Linked DNA regions of Homo sapiens: region 2 is linked to region 1. Evidence: chromatin loops called from intact Hi-C (ENCODE). Cell type or tissue: PC-9. All regions are shown on one strand.

Region 1 (8,000 bases):
CTCTGTCGCCCAGGCTGGAGTGCAGTGGCATGATCATAGCTCACTGCAACCTCAAACTTCTGGGCTCAAGTGATTCTCCCACCTCGGCTTCCCAAGTAGCTGGGACTACAGGTGCATGCCACCCATTTAAAATTTTTTTTTTCTTAGAGATGGGAGTCTTGCTATGTTTCCCAGGCTGGTCTCAAATTTCTGGCCTTAATTTCCTGATCCTCCTTCCTTGGTCTCCTGAGTAACTGGGATTACAGATGTGAGCCACCACACCTGGAGGCCATCACTGTCTTACTGTTCCAACCAAGTGGTAGAACTGGAAAACAACTATTCTGGTATATTCAATTTGCTGCAGAAATCTACCCTCAAATTACCTGTATCTCATCTATATTAGGAAGAATTTTAATAGAATAGCATTGTGACTATCTTACTTTATATTTTAATGTATTAGAGGCATATAGTATGGGGATTGATTTTATAGACCTAGCTAATTTTTTCCTCTTTTGGGCTGTCTTCCTTTGTGCTCCATGCTTCCTCAACTTCTTTTTCCTTGATGCTTTTCTGTCTTACTTCATCTGTTTCAACCTTTTTGCCTTAACATCTCATTGTGAATAAAATATACAAGAAAATCATGTGCCTGATACTATTATCTTGCTTCAAAAGATTATTTACTACTTTATCTCTTTAAAACCAGGCAAATTGTTTCTTATAGTGTAAAGGCAGACTTACCTTCTACTCGTTTTTTATGAAGTGGAGGTCGTCCTTTCTTATTCCTTACTGATGAGGTTTTGCTGCTGCTACTTCCACTGTTCACAGACATTCTATCATCTTCACCCCCAGTGACTAATGAATTTCTATAGGAGATGAGTGGAAGCCATACATCCTCCCTCCTTTCCATCATCTGCTCGGTAAGGAATTTCTCTAGGTATGAATGACTAGAAACACAATAGAAACAGCAGTGATTTTCAGAGAAGCAGTTCATACATCACTTACTTTTTCTTAATCTGAGGCTCTCTTTCTGCAGGTTCTGAAGAATACCTAAGGACACACATTAAACTATTAACAGTGGTCACCTTTGGAAAGAGAGGGACTGAGGAGTTAAGGTTTTGTTTCACTTATTCTTGGGATACTTTAAAGCAAGTGAGTGTATTACCTAAGGGTGTGTATGTATGTACGGTCTTTCCTATATTTCTTCCTTTGCTTTTAAACACCAATGTTAAAAAAAAATCAGAAGTTTAGCTCAAAAAGATTATTGAGTTTTCTTATAAAGTGTTCAAGCCAAAGCAGGATTTCTAAGATGGTGGAGTAAGGAGGCTGGCATGCCCTCTTTCCAGCAAAACAACATTTTAACTAGTAAAAATTATAAAATACCGTAATTTAAAGTATTTGCCAATTCTCTTAAGGGCATACAGCAAATGGAGAAAAATTTATTCAAGAAAATCTGGCCAGGCACCGTGGCTCACGCCTGTAAATCCCAGCACTTTGGGAGGCCGAGGTGGGCAGATCACTTGAGGACAGCAGTTTGAGATCAACCTGGCACAACCCTATCCCTACAAAAAAAATTAGCCAGGCGTGGTGGCATGCACCTGTAATCCCAGCTACTCAGGAGGCTGAGGCAGGAGAATCGCTTGAACCCGGGAGGCGGAGGTTGCAGTAAGCCAAGACCGTGCCACTGCACTCCAGCCTGGGTGACAGTCTGGAGACTCCATTCAAAAAAAAAAAGAAAATCTAATACATTTTAGCAAGAACAGCAAAAGTTTTGTAGCATTTGATCCACAACCTGTTCCCTTCCCTTGTTTCCTTCTCCCTGCCACTACAGCTCTATATTTTAGAAACTCTATCTAGTCCAGGCAGGTGGCCAAGAAGATGGGGGTTCCCTCTCTCTCTAGTTCCCAGGCTACCCTGAAAGAAAGAAGCATACCATTTGCATTTCTCATCACCTCCCAGCCCTGTGTTGTGTAAGTTCTATTCTGAACAGCAACCAGGAAAAATGAAGCTCCTTTTATCCCACCAAGTCTCCACTCCTGGGGTAAAACACTACCCTGGGCACAGCAGGCTGAGAACACTGGAACCCTGAATGCCCCACCTCAAACTCCCTGTCGAGAGATTCCAAACCTGGGGCAAGCTGAGAACCAGGGGTTACCTACTCTCTCCCCTGCTCAAAGAGCCAGAGGTGTTATTCTGGGAGAAGAGGGATGCTGGTCCATGCCATCCAAATTCTGCCCTCCTCCCCATTTCAGTGGCATAAAAGTTAAAGTTCTCCCTGGTGGCTGAGGCTGACTATGAAGAAGAAACTGCAGCTGGAGAGAGGAGTGAGGAGGAAGGTGGTGGTGATGACTTTGTTTATTTGGAATGAAATGTAGAAAATTCCTTTCCTAAGGGTGTTGACAACAGAGATCCTGATGGAGTGAAAATGAGAGGGTGCTGGTAGTTCTCTGACACTAGCAGCAACAAATGACAGCGCAAAACAGCCGGAAGTTCAACAGAGAAAACCAGAGAAAGAGACAGCCAAGAAGAACCTTCCTGGAGTCATAGTCAATCCTGGGAGTTGGATTTGTTAACTGACTGTTGTCATCATCTTACAACATATATGTATATCAAGACATCATATATATACACCTTAAATATATATTATTTTTTAAAAGGAAGGATTTGTTTCCCTTTGTTTTTAACTAAAAAACAAGTGATTCTTCATTTCACTAGCTCCCTTTGATTCATTTGAACGTAGCCTACCAAATCCTCCACTGTGCTTATTTTTTTTTTTTCATCACAGCATTGGAAGAATGCTTTATCACCAATCTTTGGTGGTTATTAATAGGTTGCTGAGCTAACTTGGCATTTCACATATTTCTTCTTATATGAAAGAAGGATAACATTTTATAGTTACTGATCTGCTTAAGTAATTGCTATGCTTAAAAGTTTCTTTTGTTTATAGGTTTCAAATTTTGTGAGTTTATCTGTTTATCCATTAAGCATATTTGGAACAGGTTTAAAAAATAAAATAAAAAATAAAAGTGCTGGGAGTTGGGAAAGCTATGCACATATCCTAAGCTGCATTCACTCATGGGCAAAAAAAGGGAAGGGAATGAGGCAGACTTGAAAGCATTCCCCAAGCCACATACGGATCTATCAACACAGGGAGGAAGCTTCACTGGCAAAAGTGGTTTAAATACAACCTCTCACCAAACACTGGCTGAACTAACAGCTATTCTTACACCTAGGAGCAACTCCTAGGAAGCCAGGCTTAAAAATAAAATAGTAATGCTTCCCTGGTTGTCTGAAGACTGCACACCCAAGGCTGCCTTTCTCAGGAATAATCAGAGAGGTATCTTCCAAGCTGCTAGTCCCTGGCCTAAAATGTGGGTCAAAAAAGTAAATACCCTGAATTATGAAAGCAGCCTGCAAGCCATACACATATCCAACAGTAAAGGGTAAACCTAACTGGCTAAGGGGTTTAAGCGCAACCTTTGATCAGTAAGTGGCTTATGCTAACCCAGGGGTGACCTCCTCAGCAGCCAAGACAAATGATAAAAACAAAGGAAAAAAGATCTGAGCAAAGACATCAGAGGCTGCACAAGGCAGAGAAAACAGATTTTGGAGTTTGTTCATCCAAGTAACTAAACAAATAAATGACCAACGAGAAAATAATATCAACCTCTAGGGGGCAGATAATTAGTAAAGAGTAGCTATATTATTATTTCAAAAGATATCATTTTTGCAATATTTGTTCTTTTTATTTATTTATTTTTTTGAGATAAGGTCTCACTCTGTCACCGAGGTTGGAGTGCAGTGGCACAATCTTGGCTCACTGCAACCTCTGCCTCTCAGGCTCAAGCCATCTTCCCACCTCAGCCTCCCGAGTAGCTGGGACTACAGGCATGCATCACCATGCCCAGCTAATTTTTGTATTTGTGTAGAGACAGGGTTTGCCATGTTGCCCAGGCTGGTCTTGAACTCGTGAGCTCAAGTGATCGGTCCGCCTTGGCCTCCCAAAGTGCTGGGATTATAGGTGTGAGCCACAGCGCCTGGCCAAATGTCCAGTTTTTAAGAAAAAATTATGAGACGTACAAAGAAACAGGAAAATGTGATGGATACATTGATAAAAGAGCAAGCAACAGCACCTTGGCCCACAAAGATTTCAAAGCAATGATTATAAATACAAAGTCCCCAACTTACAATGCTTTGACTTATGATTTTTTTTTACTTTATGATAGTGCTTTTAGCTGTGTACTTTAATGGTGAGTACCTATACAATCATTCTGTTTTGTACTTTCAGTATAGTATTAAACAAATTTCATAGTATATTTGACATTTCATTATAAAATAGGCTTTGTGTTACATGATATTATCAAACTATAGGCTAATGTAAGTATTCTGCGTGTTAAAGGTAGGCTATATTATTCTGTGATGTTTGGTAGATTAGGTGTATTAAATGCATTTTTGACTTACAATATTTTAAACTTATGATGGGTTTATTAGATGTAACCCCATCTTAAATCCAGGAGCACCTGTATGTTCAAAGAACTAAAGAAAATCATATCTAATTAAAAGTGGGTATGATGACAATATCTCTCATGAAATAAAGAGTATCAATTTTAAAACAGAACCAAGTGGAAATTCTGCAGTTGAAAGTATAATCAAAATTAAAAATTTACTATAGTGGCTTGACAGTAGATTTGAGCTGACAAAAGCAAGAAACACCACATTTGACGATATATCAAGAAGTTATGCCATCTGAAGAAGAGAGAGAAAAAAGAATAAAGAAAAATGAACAGAGCATGAGAGAAGTATGGGATACCATTAAATATACTGACATATGTGTAATGGGAGTAACCAAGGTAGCAGACGAAAAAGCAGAAAAATTTAGGAGAAATAATGGCTAAAAACTTGCCCAATTTGATGAAAAACATAATTTACACATCCACAAAGTTCAATGAACTTCAAACAGGATAAATGCAAAGAGATGCACACATGGATTCATCATAGGAAAAATGCTGAAAGCCAAGGATAAAAACAAAATCATGAAAGTAGTAAGAGAAAAGTAATTCACTACATACAAAGAAAATCCAATAAAATTAATGATTAATTCTTATCACCTGGCTCACAATGGAGGCCAGAAGGTAGTGGGATCACATGGTCAAAGTGTTGAAAGTAAAAAACTATCAAACGAGAATCTTACATCGCTCACTGTAACCTCAAACTGCTGGGCTCAAGCAATCTTCCTGCTTCAGCCTCCCAAAATGCTGGGTTTACAGGCATAAGCCACCCCTGAGAGAATCTGTTGCTATCAGACCTGCCTACTAAAGGAAGTTAGTCAAGTTGAAAGCAAATGTCACCACAGGGTAATTTGAATTTACATGAAAAAACAAAGAGTGCCAGTAAAGGTAATTTGTAGGTAGTTACAAAAGTATAATTACATATTTACTTATCCCTTCTCTCTTAACTGATTTAAAAAGCAAATATATAAAACAATATGTATGTTACTGTATTGTTGGGTCAATAACATAGAAATGTAATATATTTGACAATAAACACAAAAAAGTGAGTGAAAGAGAAGCTGTATTTGAATATAGGAATGATACCAGATGGCAATTCGAATCCACAGGAAGAAATGAAGAGAACCAGAAAAATGGTAAATAGGAAGATTAATATAACAAACTCTATAAATACATACTGGCTTTCCTTTCTTTTCTCAGTTTCTATAAAAGATTATCTCAAGTATAATTATAACAATTTATTATTGGGTTTCTAATATATATAGATGGACTAGGTATAACAAGAATAGCCAAAAAAGGAGGAAGGAAATGGATTTATATAGAATTAAAGTTTCTGTATTTCCTTAGAATAAATCAGGATAGACCTTAGGTAAATTTTGTTTTGTTGAGGCGGAATCGCACTCTATCGTCCAGGGTGGAGTGCAGTGGCACGATATTGGCTTACTGCGACCTCTGCCCCTGGGGCCCCTGGGGTTCAAGCAATTCTCCCACCTTCGCCTTCCAAGTAGCTTGGATTACAGGCATGTGCCACCATGCCCGGCTAATTTTTGTATTGTTATTAGAGATGGGGTTTCACCATGTTGGCCAGGCTGGTCTTGAACTCTTGACCTCAAGTGATCTGCCCACCTCAGCCTCCCAAAGTGCTGGGATTACAGGTGTGAGCCACTGCACTCGGCCAGTAAATTTTGATAAGATGTATACTGTAAGGCCTGGTAAGGCCACTAGGAAAATAACTAAAAAAATACAATTAAAGATTAATTAAAGGAATTAGTATGCTACACTAGAAAACATACATTTAATATAAAAGAAGGCAGTAAAGGAGAAAGAACCAAAAAAAAAAAAAACCAAAAAACAAAAACAAAATCTCCAGGAGACATATAAAAAACAAAAAGTATAATAATAGAGAATGTCAGGTTGAATTTAAAAACACATGATCCAATTTGCTGTCTACATGAAACACACTTTAGATTCAAAGATACAAAGGCAGAAAGTGAAAGGATGGAAAAAAAGGTGTACCATGCAAAACAGTAGTCAAAATAAAGCTGGAGTGATTATAGTAGTATGACACAAAAATGTCTTAGAGAATGACACTTTAGAATAAGACTCAACTGGTCAGGAAGATGTAACAATTAAAAATGTATGTACAGGCCAGGCGTGGTGGCTCACACCTGTAATCCCAGCACTTTGGGAGGCCGAGGTGGGCAGATTACTTGAGATCAAGAGTTCAAGACCAGCCTGGCCAACATGGTGAAACCCCATCTCTAATAAAAATACAAAATTAGCCAGGTGTGGTGGCACGCGCCTATAGTCCCAGCTACCCAGAAGGCTGAGGCAGGAGAATCGCTGGAACCCGGGAAGCAGAGATTGCAGTGAGCCAAGATTGTGTCACTGCACTCCAGCCTGGGTATCAGAGTGAGACTCCATCTTAAAAAAAAAAAAAAAAAAAAAAAAAAAAGTATATACACCTAACAAGAGAGCCCCAAAATGTATGAAGCAAAAACTGACAGAACTGAAGGGACAAATAGACAATTCAATAGTAATATTTGGAGACTTCAATATCCCACTTTCAATAATGAATAGGACAACTAAGCAAAAGATTAACAAGAACACTGAAGACCTGAAAAGCACTATAAACAAAACTATAAGCTAACTAGACAGAACACACATCTACAGAACAAAAACTCCAACCAAAACCAGAATGGTAACACATTTTGTCAACTGATACATGGAACAGTCTCTAAGACCGTATGTTGGTCCATAAAACAAGCCTCAATAAATTTAAAAGGATTAAAATAATACAATGCATGATCTCTGACCACAATGAAATGAAGAAATCAGTAAGAGAAGGAAAATCTGGAAATTCAGAAATACATAAAAATTAAACAAAATACTCCTGAATAACCAATAGGTTAAAGAAGAAATAAGTGAAATGAGAAAATACTTTGAGATGAATAAAAACAGAAATGCAACATACCAAAACTTACAAGATGCAGCTAAGGTAATGTTTAGAGGAAAATGTATAGCTGTAAATGCCTGTATTGAAAAAGTTTTCAAACCACTCCCACTAATATTCAACACCTGTCTCTATCATATTACCCCATTTCAGTGCCTGAAACTCTCGTTTGTCTGCCTGTTTTTTTTTTTTTTTTTAGAGACAGTCTCACTGTCTTGCCCAGGCTGCTCTCAGACTCTTGCCCTCAAACAATCCTCCCACCTCAGCCTCCGGAATAGCTGGGATTCCAGGTCGGAACCACTGAGCCTGGCCATCTGCCTGTTTATGCTGTGCCCCCTGGCATTAGAGCATAAGCTTTACAACAGTAGCTGACCATACTAGGGGCTTAATGAATATTTTCTGATCAACATGACATCAACATCTTTACTTAGAACTATCACTTATAGTCATATAAGTATTAACTGTCTCTCCAAAATTCTATTTATTTAGAATCCTGTTATATTTAAAAAATCGACTGATTGACACAGGCTCCCCAGGCTGTCACCCAGGCTGGAATGCAGTGG
Region 2 (8,000 bases), 280 kb after region 1:
GCCAAGAGATCAATCAGAGGTTCTCTCTTGAAAATAAGGTATGTAAATGAACTGAGTAGTAATAATATATAAATAACTGCTTAAAGTGCTCATCACTTTTATTATATCTAAACCATTGTTATACAGAATCAAAGTATGCAGATTCCCGACTTGCATCATGATAAAAGCTATGAAAGGAACAATATCTGCCATTCCTGTGATCACATTTCCCAGAATAAGTCCCAATTCTAAATCTGGCCAGGCACAGTGACTCATGCATGTAATCCCGGCACTTTGGGAGGCTGAGGTGGGCAGACCACCTGAGGTCAGGAGTTCGAGACCAGCCTGGCCAACATAGTGAAACCCGTCTCTACTAAAAATACAAAAATTAGCCGGGCATGGTGGCACGTGCCTATAATCCCAGCTACTCAGGAGGTCGAGGCAGGAGAATCGCTTGAACCCGGAAGGCAGAGGTAGCAGTGAGCCGAGATCGCACCACTGCATTCCAGCATGGGCAACAGTGGAAAATTCCATCTCAAAAGAAAATAAAAATAAAAATAAGTCCCAATTCTAAATCTGTCCTTAACTCCAACAAATCTAATGGGACGCCATCAAAAATGTCAACTGGTGTATCCCTTACATTTCTTCTGGTAGCCGGAACACCTCAACAATCTCAATCTAAGGAAAAAGAAAGAATCATAATAAAAGAGCTGGAAGTGAGCAGGGAGGGGGGGTAGAGAAGGGGTAGAGAAAGAGTATGGTATAAGATAGGTGACACCAAACTATTTTTTGTAAATGGCCAGACTAAATATTTTAGGCTTTCCACGCAATACTATCACTGTCACAACTTGTAATACAAAGTAGTCATAAACAGCATGTAAAGGAATGAGTATGGCTCTCATCCAAAATTTTATTTTGCAAAAAGAGACAACATGCCATATTTGGCCCATGGGCCACAGTTTGCTGACTCCTGATATAGGACATTAACATCTTTTTTGTTGAATATCAGAAAACATGTTGACAGTTCAATAGCAAAAGCCATGAATGGATACGGTAATTACACACCCTACTACTACTTACACTGCAAAGATATTGTCCCAATATCAAAGAACATATTTGAAATGTATCATCGAAGAGAGCATTTTGATAAAGAAATAAGTTGTCCAAAATTTTCCTTAAAAAATATAAAAAAAAGAAAATTACAATACTTACTGTAACACTGGTAATTCTGAAGTAATCATTGCTGGAGAGGTCCTTTCACAATGCAGCAAAATAATCAAGTGCTGTACAACTCAAAACTTTTAAAATAACCTCAAAGGCAATCCTGTCAATTAAAAAAAAGAAATTATTTTAAAATAAAATGAGGATGACAAAATTCATAAACTACAATCAATCCACACCACTACCAGTGATCACACTACTTGGCATTTACCCAAATGAGCTGAAAACCAATGTCCACAGATGTTTATAGCAGTTTTATTCATAACTGCCAAAACTTGGAAGCAACTAAGATGTTCTCACTAAGTAAATGAATAAATAAACTACGCACATCCTCACAGTGAAATATTATTTGGCATTAAAATTAGCTTGAGAGCCTTGAAAAGGCATGAAAGAACCTTAAATATTATTAAGTAAAGAAGCCAATCTGAAAAGGATACATACTGCATGATTCCAACCATATGACATTTTGGAAAAGGCAAAACTATGGAGCCAGTAAAAGAATCGGTGGTTACCAAGGATTTAGTGGGTGGAAGGGATGAACAGGCAGATCACAGAAGATTTTTAGGGCAGTGAAACATGTGTGATGGATGTGTCATTACAGATTTGTAAAAACAGCAGGAGTCCAAAAACAGCAAGACACCAACAGCAAGAGTCAACCCTAATTTAAAGTAGCAACTTGGGGTGATAGTGACTTGTCAATATAGGTTGATCAGCTGATAAAAAATGTTCTCTCGTGCAGGACGTTGATAGTACGGTAGGCTGTGCACGTGTAGGGACAGAGAATATAAGCAAACACTCTTTACTTTTCCTTCAAATTTGCTGTGAACCTACAATGGCTCTAAAAAACATAAAGTCTCATATTTTTCAAAAGCAGGGGTAGTAGGACCTAACAGTCCACACTAGGCCATTATACCGTATCAAATGGAATAACACAGGTATAGTTACAATTCCGGACAGAAAGACAAAGTACAAGGCAGAATAAATATTTGAAGAGATATAATGGGGAAGAATGTTCAAAAAATCATGTAAGATATCAAAACAGATGTAAGATCAGAGAATTCCCAAGCAGAATACATCAAACTACACAAACTGCTAAAAACCACAGTTAAAGGGAAAATTCAAAAGGAAGCTAAAGAAATAGGATACATACATACAGAAAGACAAAGATCAGTATCAGTCTTCCTAATGGAAACTATGTAAGTTCAAAGACAATGGAGTAACATCTTAAAAGTACTGACAGAGGGGGAAAAAAAAAGTCAACCCTGAATTACATACCAAGTGATAATCTTTCAAAAAAATGAAAGGAGTCATACCATGGGAAATCGATGAGTAGAAAACTTCAAGAATAAGCCTCTCCAGTGAAACAACACTTGGGTTGACAAAAACTGAAATCAACTTTTACAGAATTCCTGAATCTAATAAAACTTACAAAGAGAGGGGTGCTTAACAAAGAAAGAAGCTGCAAAATTTGGTGAGAAGGCACTATGGCGTCTTTTGCTTACTTGCCTACCATCGCCCATTCCCCAACTCAACAGTGTCAATGAGGACAGCAGATCAAACTCTTGGTGCAACTTGCTGGTACCTGTGGGAGCAATACCAACTTCCTTCTCAAAAATGATAGCTGTGCATTTTGAAGAGATTCCCAGCTGGCATCTGCTGAAAGGATTTAAATATATATACTACACATAAGCTCTCTGGGGTAAGAGACAGCATACAAGACAAGCAGCAATATGTAAAGCCTTAGAATAAAGAGTCTAAGGAGGAAAATATGTTACGGACTAAGGGCTTTCAAAGACTCCCACGTATTCTGGGGAATTCAAGGTGCTACACGCATGCCCAAGGCTAAAAGCATGGTCAGAGGAGGCCTGAGAGAAGCATAGGCTTGCACCTCTAATTGATCTTTGAGCTCTGTGCAAGCAGAAGATGAAGACTAAGGCCAAGCTGCAAATGGCCAGGCTATTTATTGCAAAAATACTTCCGCAAAGAACCTATCTGCAAATACCCACAGAGGGTTTTTCCCTCTTTTGGGTGCCAATTCTTTAGGTAAATCTATCAGGTTACTGGTTTGACCACCAAGATGAAAAATGTCAGTGTCCACACAGGACAATAAAGACAGTCTTGGCAAAAGTAGTTGGGGGAGGGCGGGGAATCACTAAATAAACAGATGACTATAGATTTTAACAGTCAGTAAAATCAAACAGGGCATGGGGGAGGTGAAAGGATGATTCCCAGAGTGAAAACATTTTAATATTCAAAATGTCCATTTTTTTAATGTTAATGTTTGAATTTGTCCAGCAGGCTTTCCAGTTTCGGCCAGAAAGTACCCCCACCCCGGCCCCAAAATAAAAATTAAAAAATGTGATCATTGAAGTAAAAAAGGCAGTAGGATGACATAACTAAAGTGCTGAAAGAAAAACCATCAAAAAAGAACTATATAACCAGTAAAACTATCCCTCAAGGGAGAAATTAAGACATTCATAGAAAAATAAGAGCAGAAGGAATTTGTCCCTAGACATGCCCTACAAGAAATGCTAAAGGGAGGCCAGACATGGTGGCTCACGCCTGTAATCCCAGCACTTTGGAGGCTGAGGCAGGTGGATCACTTGAGGTCAGGAGCTCCAGATCACCCTGGCCATCATGGTGAAACCCCATCTCCACTAAAAATACAAAAATTAGCCAGGTGTGGTGGCAGGTGCCTGCAATCCCAGCTGCTTGGGAGGCTGGGACAGGACAATCACTTGAACTCGGAAGGCAGAGGTTGCAGTGAGCTAAGATTGTGCCACTGCACTCCAACCTGGACAACAGAGCAAAAGTTTCCATATCAAAAAAAAAGGGGGGGGGGGGGGTCAGGGGCACAGATATTATAGGCCGAGGCAAGAGGATCACTGGTGGGGGCCAGGAGTTCGAGACCAGCCCAGGCAGAATATATAGAGACTCCATCTCTACAAAAAAATTTAAAAACTGGCCAGGCACAGTAGCCCACGCTTATAATCCCAGCACTTTGGGAGGCTGAGGCGGGCGAATCACTTGAGGTCAAGAGTTTAAGACCAGACTGGCCAACATGGTGAAACCCTGTCTCTACTTAAAAAAAAAAAAAAAAAAAAAAAAAAAAATTAGCCAGGCATGGTGGCAGGCACCTGAAGTCCCAGCTACTCAGGAGGCTGAGGCAGGAGAATCACTTGAACCCAGGAGGCGGAGGTTGCAGTGAGCCAAGATCGTACCACTGCACTCCAGTCTCGGTGACAGAGTGAGACCTTGTTTCAAAAAATAATAAATAAATAAACATAAAAAAAATTTTAAAAAGGCAAAAACAAAATTTTAAAACTAACCAGGCGTGGTGGCACACACCTGTGGTTCCAGCTACTCTATTCGAGAGGCTGAGGTGGGAGGATCACTTGAGCCTAGGAGGTTGAGGCTACAGTGAGCCATGACTGGGCCACTACACTCCAGCCTGGGGTGACAGAGACCCTGCTTCAGCCCCCAAAACAAACAAACAAAAAAAAAACCAGGGCACCATATAATGGGGGGGTCCCCAATTCATTTCCTTACAAACATATAAAAAATCATAAAGTTATAAACCCTTAACAACAGAATCTCAAAATTTTTTTTTAAAAACCAGAGAAATTAGAATACTTGGAGATAAATGAAACAAAAACACAATATATCAAAATGTATGGGATGCAGCAAAAGCAGTGCTCAGAGGAAAATACAGTTGTAAAAATCAAGCTTTTAGGGAAAAAAAAAAAAAAAGCTCAAATAAATGACCTAATTCTACAACTGAAGAAAAAAAATACAAAGGGCAAACTAAGCCCAAAGGCAGCAAACTGAAGAAATAATTAGTGCACAGATAAACTATATTGAGATTAGAAAAACAATACAATCAATAAAACCACAAGTTTGTTGTTGGAAAAGGTAAACAAAATTGACATATCTTTAAATAAAATGACTTTTGAAAAAAAGAGAGAAGGGGCAAAAGAATACGGTAAACAACATATGTCCACAAATTTAGTAACATATTAAATGGACAAATTCCTAGAAATGCACAAATCGTCAAAACTGGCTCAAAAAACACAAAAAATGTGAAAAGAACTATAACGAGACACTGAATCAGTTATCAAAAATCTCCCCAGGAAGAAAAGCCCAGGACCAGATGGCCTTACTGCTTAATTATACCAAACATGGTTTAAAAAGAATTAACATCAATCTTCCAAAAAAGAGACAAGAAGGAACTACTTTCGAATTCATTCTGTGAGGCATTTCTGTAACACCAAACTACACAAAAACACTACAAGAAAATTACACATCAATATCTCTAATAAACATATATGTGAAAATCCTCAACAGAAACATCAGCAAATCAAAACACACAATGTGTAAAAAGAATTTTACATGAAGACCAAGTGGGATTTATCTCAGTCATGCAAGGCTGGTTCAACATTCAAAAATCAATTAATATAATACATCATATAAAGAGCCAAAAAAGAAAAACTACATGATCATACCAAAAGACAAAGGAAAAGCACTTGACAAAATCCAACACCCATTCATAATAAATACTCTCAGTAAATGAGAAATATAGGGGAACATTCTCAACTCGATAAAGAGTATCTCCAAACGCTGCAGCTAACATCACATGTAATGGAGAGAAACTCAAAGCTTTTCCGGTTAAACCAGGAAAAAAGCTAGGATGCTATTCTCAACCACTCCTTTTTCACATCACACTGGAAATCCTGGCTAATGCGACAAGAGAAAGAAAATAAACAAAAGGTACATAGCTTGGGAAAGAAGAAATAAAACTTTATTTCCAGATGACAAAACTGTCTATATAGAAAATCTGAAAGAACTGACAAAGGCAAAATAAAACAACTCTTGGAACTAATAAGCTATTATAGCAAGGTTTCAAGATACAAGGCTAATATATAAAAGTCAATCACTTTGCTGTAGACGATGAACAAATATAATTTTAAATGAAAAACACAGTATCATTTGCATTCACATCAATGAATTAAATTCTTAGGTGTAAATCCAACAAAATACGTAGAATCTATATAAGAAAAACAATAAAATTGTAATGTAAGAAATCCAGAGGCCGGGCACCATGGCTCACGCCTGTAATCCCAGCACTTTGGGAAGCTGAGGCAGGTGGATCACCTGAGGTCAGGAGTTCAAGACCAGACTGGCCAACATGGTGAAACCCCATCTCTACTAAAAATACAAAAATTAGCCAGCCATGGTGGTACGCGCCTGTAATCCCAGCTACTCGGGAGGCTGAGGCAGGAGAATCACTTGAACCCAGAAGGCAGAGATTGCAGTGAGCCGAGACCACGCCATTGCACTCCAGCCTGGGCACCAAGAAAGAAACTCTGTCTCAAAAAAAAAAAAGAAAGAAAAGAATCTCTTAGCAATGTATACACACACAGACATACAACGCAGGTGGTGGTAGTGGGGTGCCACATGATTTGCTAAGCAAATCAAAAATTATAATTATGACAATGATGTTATTTGTGAAGCCACTTTTCAACAGTTTCTGTAAGTGGTACTCCATCTACATAGAAGAGATAGACTCATTTACTATTTTTAATGGAATTTAACTATTTTACTCATGTTTATATCAAATCAAGTATATTAACAGAAAACTTTTTATTGAATATAACATACATGAATATACACTAAGTCTTAACGTCAACCATGGGTTCTTGGAAACTAAGAGTTAAAGCAAAATGACATGTAACAAAACCAATTTTAGCATAGGCTAACTGATATAAACAATAGTTAAGTTCCTACAGCATACTTCTGGTCACAAAAAAATCAGCAAACTTCTAAACAAACACCAAAACATTTAAAATATTAAACACTAAAATAAATGTTAAGCTTTACATATATTTAAGAAAGATTAATTTTTAACAAGTCAGATAATTATTTACCCAATTATTCCAGCTCAGAATCGCAGGTGGCCAGAGCCTATCCCAGCAGCTCAGGGAGCAAGGTAAGAACAAACCCTGGACAGGTCACCATTCCATCACACAGGGCACTCACATACATACCTAAACTACTCATACTAGGACAATTTAGACATGTCAATTAACAGGCACATGCACATATCTGGTATGTGGGAGAAAACCAGAGTACCCAAAGAAAAGAAATCCACACAGACATGGGGAAAATGTGCAAACTCCGCACAATGGCCCCAGCAAGCAATCTATTTTTCTTTCCCTCATCAACATTATAACAAAATGATATTTGACAGCCTACTGTATACTTAAATTCTCTGTAGCATAAAGGTTTAAGTAGCATCAAGAAAATAAAGTTCCAAACTCTTTTCCCAGTAAAATTTAGCCTGTGAGACAGATTTTGTAGCTCTTTCAGTGAACAAAAAGAATGCCAAAAATAAAATTGGATTTTCCAAGTTGCACAGCAATTCACACGAAAAGATAAATAAGTAGGAAACATTAAGACTCAAGAAAGAGAGGAGTAATAAATCTTTTGAAAATATCAGCCTAGAAACTCTCAAACATTAAGCAGACAGAAGGATATTTTAAGCCAAAACTGAATGATGTGCTCAATGGGATAGCGATGAGGTTCACTGGCAACAGCAGGTTAGATCATTATTCTGCTCTTTCTCTCTGAATGTTGTACTGTAAAAGACTATTTTTAAAATATCTCAGTAACATAAACCTTAAAATCAAAAGAAATGTAAGAGTAATTTAAGAGTTTCGGTTCTGGGGCTCAATTACCTGAGTTCTCATACCACGTATTCTACTTTCTAGCTTTGCAACTCACTATGCCTAAGTATTCTCATA

Evidence for each region. Peaks named below come from ENCODE experiments on the same cell type or tissue, not always from the same donor. Only the 100,000 strongest peaks of a DNase experiment are listed, where the experiment ranks them.
Region 2: it touches region 1 in a loop (4-fold over the local background); 1 of 110 quality-filtered maps calls a loop at or near these places.

What each region holds. Positions count from the first base shown.
Region 1 is chr3:136,348,441-136,356,440 of GRCh38, forward strand. It overlaps STAG1 (STAG1 cohesin complex component), which reads right to left. Exons shown (of 34, transcript NM_005862.3): 29 at 718-923. Among named protein-coding and RNA genes, the nearest start is that of PCCB, 100 kb to the left of the region's middle. In PC-9, CTCF peaks have their summits at 3,685 (motif pointing right) and 3,884; a DNase peak (open chromatin) is centred at 1,911; H3K27ac peaks cover 1,060 bases.
Region 2 is chr3:136,629,679-136,637,678 of GRCh38, forward strand. STAG1 (STAG1 cohesin complex component) reads right to left here. Exons shown (of 34, transcript NM_005862.3): 2 at 1,192-1,303. The coding sequence starts at 1,220. Among named protein-coding and RNA genes, the nearest start is that of STAG1, 120 kb to the right of the region's middle. In PC-9, no CTCF peak of the experiment used is centred here; a DNase peak (open chromatin) is centred at 3,273; H3K27ac peaks cover 437 bases.